2 separate regions of the Homo sapiens genome follow, and region 2 is linked to region 1. Evidence: chromatin contacts called from ENCODE Hi-C or POLR2A ChIA-PET data. All regions are on one chromosome and are shown on one strand. The core of a region is the stretch at or near the end of the contact, and the rest is flanking DNA. Distances in the headings are between cores, read along the strand shown.

Region 1 (5,552 bases), core at 839-3,338:
TTAATTTGAATATTCAGAAAAGTACAAATGAAAAAATAATGATTACTCATATTCCAGCAACCCACAGTTAGCCAGTGTTGACATATTTGCTTCTAGTTTTATTTTATATCTATTCCTTAAAATAAAAAACTGCATGATATATAAGCACATTGTTCTTTGAAACAATTATTACAATATGAGAATAAGCTAAATTCCTATGACTACCATTTCAAATCTGAATTCCTCCCCTTCCATTCAAAGACAGCTTTAAGTTTGGTGTGTATTTTTCCAGCATATATATATATATATATATATATATATATATATATATATATATATGGGATTTTTTGTGTGTATGTACATTTTCTTTCTATAAATGGCATCATGCTGCATGTATCATTTTGCAACTTGCTGTTTTTCATTCAATATACTTTTGAGATTTTGATACACATAGATGCAGCTGATCCCTTTTAATAGCTCTAATAGTACTCCACTGTATGAACATACCACATTTATAGATAAGTGCATTTGAATTTTCCATTTTTTCCTATTATGAACTATGCTAAAATAGACATCACTCATACTCAGGACCACCACACTGCACAGTTCCAGAAAGCTCCATTCACTTCTACGAACGTGTCTTCTGGAGTTGTACAGCATACAGCCTGCTCTGCTGTGCTTGGCAGCCCCTGCCTGTATCTCCTCCATTTATTCTATTAACAAGATTTATTCGGTGCCTACTGAATTCCAGTGCTCTGCTTGTATTAATGTATTTAGACCTCTGAAATGTCCTAAAAAGTAAGTCGTTTTCACCATTTTTATTTTCCAAAACAAGAAGGTGAGGACAGATGGGGGTACTCACTTGGCTAAGATCACACGGTCTGTAAATTGCAGAGCCAGCATCAGAACCTGCACAGCCTGGTTCCCAAGTCTGGGTGCTGAACCGTCATACTAAGTCTTCCTCATGTTTCACTGTCTACTTAGTTAATATCTCCCACTCATCTGTAACCCTGAGAGCAGGGACCACGGGGAGCCACTTATTTTGCGTCACTGGTGCCCAAATAGTGCCTGATCTCCATGACAGGCTCAATAACGTTCTGTCAGTCACTTTACTCATGACTGCAAGCTCCTTTCCTAATCAACGTTTCCTCTCCCCCTTCCCCATGTATCTCTTTCCCTTCATAAGCACCCACCTCGTCTCCCTCTCCACGACATTCCAACCCCTGAGCAAGGCTTTGAAAAAGTGACATAGGCACATCACAGATGTGCCGTTGGCTCTAATTTGTGAAAGAACATTTTACCGAGGGGCAAAGGAGGACTTGGAATTTTTTCCTGCCCCCAGGAGGCCCAGACTTGCAACCCTGTAGGTCTAGAACTTAAGCGGAGGTCCTGCTATGTTCACACATTTAGTAGAGAATGACTTCTAATTCCGTCATTCAGCTGTCAGGCACGTAGGCCGCTTCCTTTTATAAAGCTGGTTGTCGTAACTAAACAGGTGCAGATTTGAGGAAATGCAGACCGACTGGAATGATAAGTCCCACTGCATGTGAGATTAGGTGGATAGAGGACTCGAGTCCCACCCGCCCTTTACTGTCTTTAGTCTCCCCAGTCCGCCCTGGGCACCACCCGCCGAGGCTGGGCTCTCGCAGCTACCTCTCCATCTATCTTCATGACAGCTGCGGGGGCCGGGGGCAACTTAGTCGGGACAAACGTGAGCGAGCGAGTGTGTGGTTCAAAGAAAGGAAACGCAAGGGACAAGGAGAAGGTCGAGCTCCGGCTGAGGAAGAATCACGGGCCGGGCTCGGTCTTGCCCGTCACCCTCGCGCCCCTACTTCCGGGCGGGCAGGCACCGATGGGGACTCCGCCCAGGGAAGGCGAGCCCCACGCCCACGTGGCTTTCGAGGGGGACAACCTGGGGCGTGGGGACACTGCAGGGCACAGGGCACCCGCGAGTGGAACCACCTAGGCGCCCCCTCCCGGGGCCGGTACGTGCGGGCTGCTGGCGCTGCGCGCGGGAGCCCTCCCTCGGCCCGGGGCTGCGCTGGAACGCGCTGACTCACGCTAGCGCTACGTGAGCTGCGAGCCTGCCGGGCGGGGCTGGCTGTCCAGCCCCGGCCGCCGCCCGCCGCAGTTACCGACTACCTTCGGGGCGGCCGCGGGCGCAGGCACAGTGCGTGTGGCTCGGTGTCCGCCGCGGCGCGCCCTGGCGAGACTTCACCCCGCGCCCCGCCGCGCGCTCGCCAAGGCTGCCCGCCGGGCATTTTTGATCATTTCGATTGTCCCTCCGGCTCGAAAGCTGCAGCAGAGCTGGGATCTTGCATCCGAAGCGAGGGCACCAGCCGGTATCTGCTAGGCAGGAGCGGCCAGAGTCGCGTTAGGGCGGCCTTGGGCAGGGCGCTTCGGTTTGGCCTCTCTTTGGCTCCGGGGGAGCCTGCGGAGGCCCAGGGCCGGTCTCTGGCTCTGCACTTGATGGCCTCCTATCTAGGGGAAGGGCCAGTTAGTATCCCACCCGCTCCCTCGCCATTGTAGCTCAGTTCATCCCCAAAGACCCCGTGGAGTGGCAAGGGCAGGCATCATCCAATCCATTTGGCAGAGGACATCAAAGCTGAGGTTTAGATATTCATCTGTTGACAATGATGAGGATGTTTCATCGTAACTTTTCTATCTAGAACCTAGCTCTCAGTTTATCAGTTCTAGTGCTAACGTGGCCTGTTTTAGCGGTGTCTCCCATTCTGTGTTCTCTGGAAAGACAAGTTAAAGGGGAGAGTTTGTATTAACAGGTGTCACGTCTTCTCACTCTCGCCATATCCCTGTACCTTCTGGTAGATGTAAACGGACACAACTGTGCTTATAAAACCAATAACTCGCCAGTCTTCCTCAGGTCCATTCAAGACCATTTGAGTGGGTCCTTGGGTGCCATGGACAGAAATCTTGTGGGGACATGGATGAGGGGGGCCTCCAGCCCCTGAGGACTGTCAAGACCAGGGCCTTGGGGAAGGGCAGCCGAGCTTCACATTGTCCCCACTTAGCCACTTGTCAGGGTTGCTGTGAGGCTCCAGATGAAAATACATGGAGTTTCCTTAACTACCGTGGCCCACAGAAATGACACATGAGATTCTTTTCCTTGGTCGTAGGATACTGGGGGCGGGGTCAGTGAGAGGCACTGTCCATCTCAGAAAAATCTGTATCACTCTTGTTTGCTCATCTTGAGGAAGCCATGGAGAGCACAGTTTCTATGGAGTCAGCAGAAACAAAAATGAGATTAATTCACACGTAAATTCTGCCTTTAGATACAGAGACCTAGGTTATAGGATCTTGACTGTATACACAGTTAAGCCATTTGTAGAGTTTTCCCTATTTGGGGGTAGTTTTTGTTCTGATTTTTTTTTTCAGAGGGGATGTTTGCCAAATTCTTTCTAGATTATAAAATTAATACAAACTCTCATAAAAGTGAATACACTAAAATATAAAGAAGAAAAAAAAAATCCCGTAATACAACATTCATACACCAATAAAATGTTAGCATTTGAGGTATATTTCTTTCGAAGTATTTCATTTTGTTTTATTTTATTTTATTTTTGAGACAGGGTCTTGCTTTGTTGCCCAGGCTGGAATGCAGTGGTGTGATTACAGCTCACTGTAGCCTTGACCTCCTGGGCTCAAGTCATCCTCTCACCTCAGCCTCCAGAGTAGCTGGGACTACAGGTGCATATCATCATGCTCAGCTAACTTTTGTATTTTTTGTAGAGACAGGGTGTCTCCATGTTAGCCAGACCTGTAGCTGGGACTACAGGTGCATATCACCATGCCCAGCTCATTTTTGTATTTTTTGTAGAGACAGGGTTTCACCACGTTAGCCAGCCAGTCTCAAACTCCTGGACTCCAGCAATCTGCCTGCCTTGGCCTCCCAAAGAGCTGGGATTACAGATGTGAGCCACCATGATCAGCAACCAAGTATTTTAAAAGTTTATTTTATATAATGTCTAATATAATTGAGGCCACATTCTATGTCTTGAAAATATTATTTGCCTTGCTTAATATTATATCGTACACATTTCCCATGTCATTAAACCTTTTATAGTCAATTTATGAATGTATTATGTATTTTTTAAGCAATTCCCTTACTGTTGGAAATTTAGGTTGTCTCTGTTTTTTGGCTTAAGCAATACTCCAATGAATATATTTGTGTATAAATATTTGACCAGCTTATTATCTCCTTAACATAAGCTTCCTAAAGTGAAATTTTTAGGTTTAATAATATAAACATTTTCATGACAAGATCACATTACTTGGTGGCAATTTCCATGAAGACAGGAACTATCTCTGCCTGCTTTACTGCTGTATTACCAGTGTCCAGCATGGAGATGGTTCTTAGTGTGCATGTTTTGTTTGTTTGTTTGTTTGTTTTTTGAGACGGAGTCTCACCCTGTTGCCCAGGCTGGAGTGCAGTGGCGAGATCTCAGCTCACTTCAACCTCCGCTTCCTGCGTTCAAGAGATTTTCCTGCCTCAGCCTCCCGAGTAGCTGGGATTACAGGCTCGTACAACCATGCCTGGCCAATGTTTTTTGTATTTTTAGTAGAGATGGGATTTCACCATGTTGGCCAGGCTGGTCACAAACTCCTGATCTGAAGTGATCTGCCCGCCTGGGCCTCCCAAAGTGCTGGGATTACAGGTGTGAACCACCGTGCCCAGCCTTAATGTGCATTGTTGAATGAGTGAAGAAAACAAGGAAGAAATTTCCCTTCTTGCTTAGGAATATCAAAACTAAAGACTGTGTTTTATCCCAGCTGGTTCTAACCTGCTAAAGCTGACCATTAACTTTAAGGAACCCCCCCGGGCCCCACCCACACACAGGACCTGATTGAAAACTCTTTCCTGACCACAGACAGTGACACTTGTTTAAATGACTGACTGTCTAGAATGCTAGTTGTCAATGCTTAACTAGAATAATCATCAGGCACTTCTCTCCAGCACTTAAAAAGCAACCCCTGACATTTCCCTAACAGGGATACATTGCAAATTTCTGTTTTGGTTTGTGTTCCCTTGCCTGGTAAATTAGTAGACTCAGCTGTGATGAAACAACAACAACGACAACAAACCTCTAGGCTTATTCTTTGACAAATGAATATTGCCAAAATGAAATACATAAAAGTTGTAGCAATCTACAGTTCTACCATCAGTTTATATCTCACTGCTTTTTTGGTGCAATGTGTCTTGACCTTTGTTATTTAATGGATTAAAATGTGGGATAATTTTTTGCCTATTAAATTAGGTAGACTGACCTTTTCTTTTTTGAGACAGAGTTCTACTCTCGTTGCCCAGGCTGGAGTGCGATGGTACAATCTCGGCTCACCACAATCTCTGCCCCCTGGGTTCAAGTGATTCTCCTGCCTCAGCCTCCCAAATAGCTGGGATTACAGGCACACACCACCACACTCAGCTAATTTTGTATTTTCAGTAGAGATGGGGTTTCTCCATGTTGGTCAGGCTGGTCTCAAACTCGCGACCTCAGGTGATCCGCCCACCTCGGCCTCCCAAAGTGCTGAGATTACAGGAGTGAGCCACTGCGCCC
Region 2 (5,552 bases), core at 770-3,269, 87 kb after region 1:
AAGTTTTAAATTCAAAGCCTCAGAAAGCAGAAAAGTAGAAAGTTTTGGCTGGGTGCAGTGGCTCACACCTGTAATCCCAGCACTTTGGGAGGCTGAGGCGTGTGGATCACCTAAGGTCAGGAGTTCGAGACCAGCCTGACCAACATGGAGTGGTTACCCTGTCTCTACTAAAAATACAAAAAAAATTTAGCCAGGTGTGGTGGCGCATCCCTGTAATCCCAGCTACTTGGGAGGCTGAGGCAGGAGAATCACTTGAACCCAGGAGGCAGAGGTTGCAGTGAGCCGAGATTGTGCCATTGCACTCCAGCCTGGGCAACGAGCAAAACTCTGTCTCAAAAAAAAAAAAAAAAAAAAAAAAAAAAAAAAAAAAAAGAAAAGAAAAGAAAAGAGAAAGAAAGTAGAAACTTTTTCAAGGGCCTAGCATAAGTCAAATCTCTACTGGCTTTTCATACTCTAAATTCAGGATTTACACAGGAAATATTCACTATGTTCTGTATTTTTTTCTTTTTGTTTGACCTTGTTCTATAATAACAATTTTGTAGTTGTTTTTTAATGTACCCATTGATAAGAAGAATATATGGTAAGCAAGGAGTAAAATGAATTAGCTGTCATGTGGAATGGATTTTCAGATTTTTTTAAAAAGCATAAAATCAACTCCTGTTCATTGCTATTTTGGGCTGCTTACCCCTCCTCCCCATTTGCTAATGTTTTCCTTTGCTTGTGTATGCAAAAAATTGTAAAACATAAACAGTGAGCAAATCATAAAATGTAGGCTTCTTTATGTTTGTATATCTAATTGTACTAAATGTGTTTGAGGCAGGACAACTCCCATCTCCCACAAAATCCAGGGTGGATTTTTAAAAAGCATTTTAGGACTTGTTTTTTTATTGGGCATCTCCCAGTTTTTAAGGTGTTTCTATGCTAGAAATCTCATGGATGTTTTCTTTATTTTCATGCCTCCTTGTACCCTCTGTATTGCAACCTGCCTTAGTGATTCCATCCATAACTGTGGCTTTAACTTATCTGTAGGGAAGGCTTCCAACTCAGTTTCCTATCCTGATTCCTCAGGGCATTCTTTACCCTCACTTTTCCTAGATCTCAACTGTTGAGAGGAAACCATACTGTCTGTCATTAGCAATTTTGCAAAAACAGCCTGTGAATGCATATTAGCATCACCTGATTACTGAGCGCCCAGAGGCTCCGTCTCTCTGTACCCGGATACAACACAGGAGGGAAATGATGTGGTTCCTGTCCTCAGAAACTCCTGGTCAAAGAAGGTTCCTGTGTCAGGTATGTGCAAGATGTGAAAGCCATAGACATAAACAGGTGTCACTGAAAATAGAAAGATATTTCCATGTAAACAGTGTATAAACTTGGCCTTTAGAGGTATCGGTGGAGCCAAGAAGAAACCGTTGGCAGTACTATCACACGAGGGAGGATAATAGAAAGAAAGAAAGTATATTTAAGACGAGAAATTGAGGGCCGGGCGCGGTGGCTCACGCCTGTAATCCCAACACTTCGGGAGGCCGAGGCAGGGGGATCACGAGGTCGGGAGATTGAGACCATCCTGGCTAACACGGTGAAACCCCGTCTCTACTAAAAATACAAAAATTTAGCTGGGCGTGGTGGCGGGCGCCTGTAGTCCCAGCTACCTCGGAGGCTGAGGCAGGAGAATGGCGTGAACCCAGGAGGTGGAGCTTAGAGTGAGCGGAGATCGCGCCACCTCACTCCAGCCTGCGCGACAGAACGAGACTCCGTCTCAAAAAAAAAAAAAAAAAAGAAGAGAAAATGAGAGAAACCATAAGGAAAGACAAATGCAGGGGCATACACACCGCAGAAAATCTCAGAATCTTGTTAAGCTTAGACTGGAGATAAATGTCAACTAGTCAAACCCCCATCTAACGCTTGAGTTCCTCTACAGTGTTTCCACCCAGCTGTGTTTTACACTTCTGCCTGAGAAGTTTCAGGGACAGGAAAGCAGCTGACAAATACCCCTGGAGCCCGCTGCACACTGGACTGTGATAATTATTGGAATGTTCGTCTAATAGTTAAATAGAACCTAAAATTGCCTTCACATCATTTTTTTTTCCCCATTGATTTTGGTTTCTCTCTGGGGCCCAAAAGCTAGCCCATGTCTGTCCCTGGCTTCCAAACCTCCCTACCTGGGCCTGGTGTGACTCGCTGCTTCCTGGTGTGCCATTGTATATTGTGTTCTCCAGGGCTTCTTTCAGTTCCCCAAAGACACCGAGCACATTCTTGCCCCAGAGCCTCCTGACTACAGCACTTGTCTCCTGCCTGTGGCATGAAATTTAGGTTTTCACTCAAATGCTACCTTTTCAGAGGAGCCTTCACTGACCACCAAAGCTAAAATAGCCCATTCCTGGAATGCTAAATTTAATGACATTTAAAAAATATATTTATGGCAAAGGCCATATAAGCCAGCTCAAAAGACCAACAAAAGACTGGGGAAAATACTTGAAACTCACATAATAGGCAAAGGACTAAATTCCCTAAAATATAAAGGATTTCTACAAATCAGTAAGAAAAAATTCAATAACCCAATAGAAAAAAAAACTGGCAAAGGATATGAACGGATCATCAAAACAATAACAACAAGAAGAACCTTACGTATGCGGCTCAGATATGTGAAAAAGTGCTCAGACTCACTGATGGTGAAAAAAAAGGAGAGAGAAATAATTTTTTTTAACTTGTCAAAGTGACAAAGATAAAACAATATTGATAATAACGTTGTATCAGCAAGGGTGTGGAAAACAGATTCCCTCATATTATACTGGTGGGACTATAACCTGGAACAATTTCTATAGAGAGTGATTTAGTAATATTTACCAAAATTAGAAATGCGCAAACCCTTTAACCCAGTGATTTCACTTCTACAATTTGCCTTTCAGATATGCTCCTAAGTATGGGAATTGATATATGTACAAAAGTACTCATGGCAACCTTGGATAGAGAATAATAGCAAGAGACTGGAAACAATATACAGATCTATCAATGGGGGTGGGCAAGTAAATTACAGTGTATTTACACAATGAAACATCACGCCATTACTAAAATGAATGATGCAGATCTGTATGTGGCCCCGGAGTGCTCTGAATGAGTTTTATGTTGACTATAGGCATTTATATTCTCTATTTTGTATTTATCTTCTCTTTAAATTTTAATTTTTAAAGTTTTTTTAAGTTTTTAACTTTTGTGGGTAAATAGTACGCAATGGAGTACTATTCAGCCATAAAGAAGAATGAGATCCTATCATTTGCAACAACATGGATGGAACTGGAAGTCATTAAGTATGTAGATGTATATATTTACAGGGTACATAAGATATTTTGATATAGTCACACAATGTATAATAATAACATCAGGGCAAATGGGGTATCCATCACCCCAAGCATTTATACTTTCTTTGTGTTACGAACAATTGTAGTCTTTTAGCTATTTTTAAATCTACAATAAGCTACTGTTGACTGCAGTCACCCTGTTGTGCTATGAAATTACTAGCTCTTGTTCATTCATCTAACTATGTTTTTGTACTCACTAACCATTCTGACTCTCCCTACCCCACTCTACTCTCTATGAGTTCAATTGTTTTTTAATTTTTTTTTTTTTTAGCTCCCACGAATAAGTGAGAACATAAAAAGTTTGTCATTCTGGGCCTGGCTTATTTCACTTAACATAAGGAGTTCCAGTTCCATACATGTTGTTGCAAATGATGGGCTCTCATTCTTTATGGCTGAATAGTACTCCATTGTGTATATGTACCACATTTGCTTTATCCATTCATCCGTTGGTGACACTTAGGTTGCTTCCAAACCTGGCTATTGTGAATAGTGCTTCAATAAATTTGGGGGTGTAGATATCCCTTCAATATACTGATTTCCTTTCTTTTGGGTATATACCTAGCAATGGGATTGCTGGAGCCTATGGTAGTTCTATTTTTAGTTTTCCGAGGAAAAATAAACTGTTTAACTAAAACTAAAAAAAAAAAACAAACGGTTCCAAACTGTTCTCCATAGAGGTTATTCTAATTTACATTCCCACCAACAGTGTACGAGGTTTCCTTTTACTCCACATCTTCACCAGCATTCATCATTGTCTACCTTTTGCATGAAAGCCATTCTAACTGGGATGAGATAATATCTCATTGTAGTTTGGATTTGCATTTCTCTGATGATCAGTGATGTTGAGCACCTTTTCGTATACCTGTTTGCCATTTGTATGTCTTCTTTTGAGAAATGTCTATTCAGATCTTTTTCCCATTTTTAAATCTGATTATTTGATTTTTCCCTATAGAGTTATTTGAGTGCCTTATATATTCTGGTTATTAATCCCTTGTCAGATGGATAGTTTGCGAATATTTTCTCCCATTCTGTGGGTTGTCTCTTTGTTTTTTTGATTGTTTCCTTTGCTGTGCAGAAGTTTTTTAACTTGGTGTAATCCCATTTGTCCAGTTTTGCTTTGTTTGCCTGTGCTTCTGGGGTATTACTTAAGAAATCTTCACTCAGTCCAATGTCTTGGAGAGTTTCAATGTTGTTTTGAATAGTTTCATAGTTTAAATTCTTAGATTTAATTATTTAATCCATCTTGATTTGATTTTGTATATGGTGAGAGATGGGGGCTAGCGTCATTCTTCAGCATATGGATATCCAGTTTTTCAGCACTGCTGACTGAAGAGACTGTCTTTTCCCTAATGTATGTTCTTGGCACCTTTGTTGAAAATGAGTTCATGGTAGATGTGTGAATTTGTTTCTGTGTTCTCTATTCTGTTCCATTGGTCTATGTGTCTGTTTTTATGCCAGTACCATGCTGTTTTGGTTACTATAGTTCTGTAATATAATTTGAAGTCAGATAATGTGATTTCAACAGTTTTGTTCTTTTTGCTTAGGATAGCTTTGGCTATTCTGGATCTTTTGTGGTTCTATATCAAGTTCAGGATTTTTTTTTTCTATTTCTGTGAAGAATGCCATTTGTATTTAGATAGGGATTGTAATGTCTAGATTGCTTTGGGTAGTATGAACATTTTAATCATATTGATTCTTCCAATCCATGAACATGAAATTTCTTCATTTCTGTGTGTCCTCTTTAATTTCTCACATCAATGTTTTGTAATTTTTATAGAAATTGTATTTATTTTCTTAAAGAGGCTCCCTAAAATTGTATCAGTTTCCGTACCCACAAAGCTTGGATACACTCCTAACCTTAACACAACTGGGAGATAGATAATCTCCTGTGAGTAACACAGGCTCCATTGCACAGTGATAGGAGGGGGATATGGTAGTACTATTTTTAGTTTTCTGAGGAAAACTAAACTGTTTACCTAAAACTAAAAAAGAGAACATGGGCAGTGGGGTGCAATAGAGAACAGGGATGGAACAAAACTGAGAGTTTGAAAAACGTGCCACAGGTGATTATGATGTGCTCCACCACTTTGAAATCCACCACTTCTCTGTTCAATGCATGAGTCCCCAACCCTGCATAGCCCTCCACCCTGTTCTCCTTAAGGCTCCAAAACCACTCTCACTTTCACATGAAGA

Evidence for each region. A loop is a pair of places that touch in the nucleus more often than their neighbours do. ChIA-PET counts read pairs that join two places held with the same protein, here RNA polymerase II (POLR2A). Pooled maps may share reads with other maps.
Region 2: a loop to region 1 is called in a pooled map, with 5 times the contacts of the local background. The contact joins two enhancer-like sites. A Hi-C loop is called at or near these places in 2 of 168 maps with a recorded cell type or tissue (both aorta), 14 of 37 single-sample maps with no recorded cell type and 8 of 50 pooled maps. POLR2A ChIA-PET finds 5 or more read pairs at or near these places in 7 of 52 experiments (A549, BJ, HEK293T and 4 more).

Annotation. Positions count from the first base shown.
Region 1 is chr14:34,056,792-34,062,343 of GRCh38, reverse strand. EGLN3-AS1 (EGLN3 antisense RNA 1) reads right to left here. Exons shown (of 3, transcript NR_184209.1): 3 at 1-3,212. All of the region lies in intron 5 of LOC102724945 (a long non-coding RNA gene), which reads left to right. Among named protein-coding and RNA genes, the nearest start is that of EGLN3-AS1, 20 kb to the right of the region's middle. RefSeq lists a silencer at 1,768-2,127 and an enhancer at 2,026-2,527. Within about 2 kb of position 2,088, at least 30 of the 41 ENCODE cell types and tissues checked have a DNase peak (open chromatin) inside an H3K27ac peak, as active enhancers do.
Region 2 is chr14:33,969,323-33,974,874 of GRCh38, reverse strand. LOC102724945 (a long non-coding RNA gene) reads left to right here. Exons shown (of 9, transcript XR_001750942.2): 8 at 1,096-1,290. Among named protein-coding and RNA genes, the nearest start is that of EGLN3, 21 kb to the right of the region's middle. RefSeq lists an enhancer at 1,883-2,202. Within about 2 kb of position 2,019, at least 2 of the 41 ENCODE cell types and tissues checked have a DNase peak (open chromatin) inside an H3K27ac peak, as active enhancers do.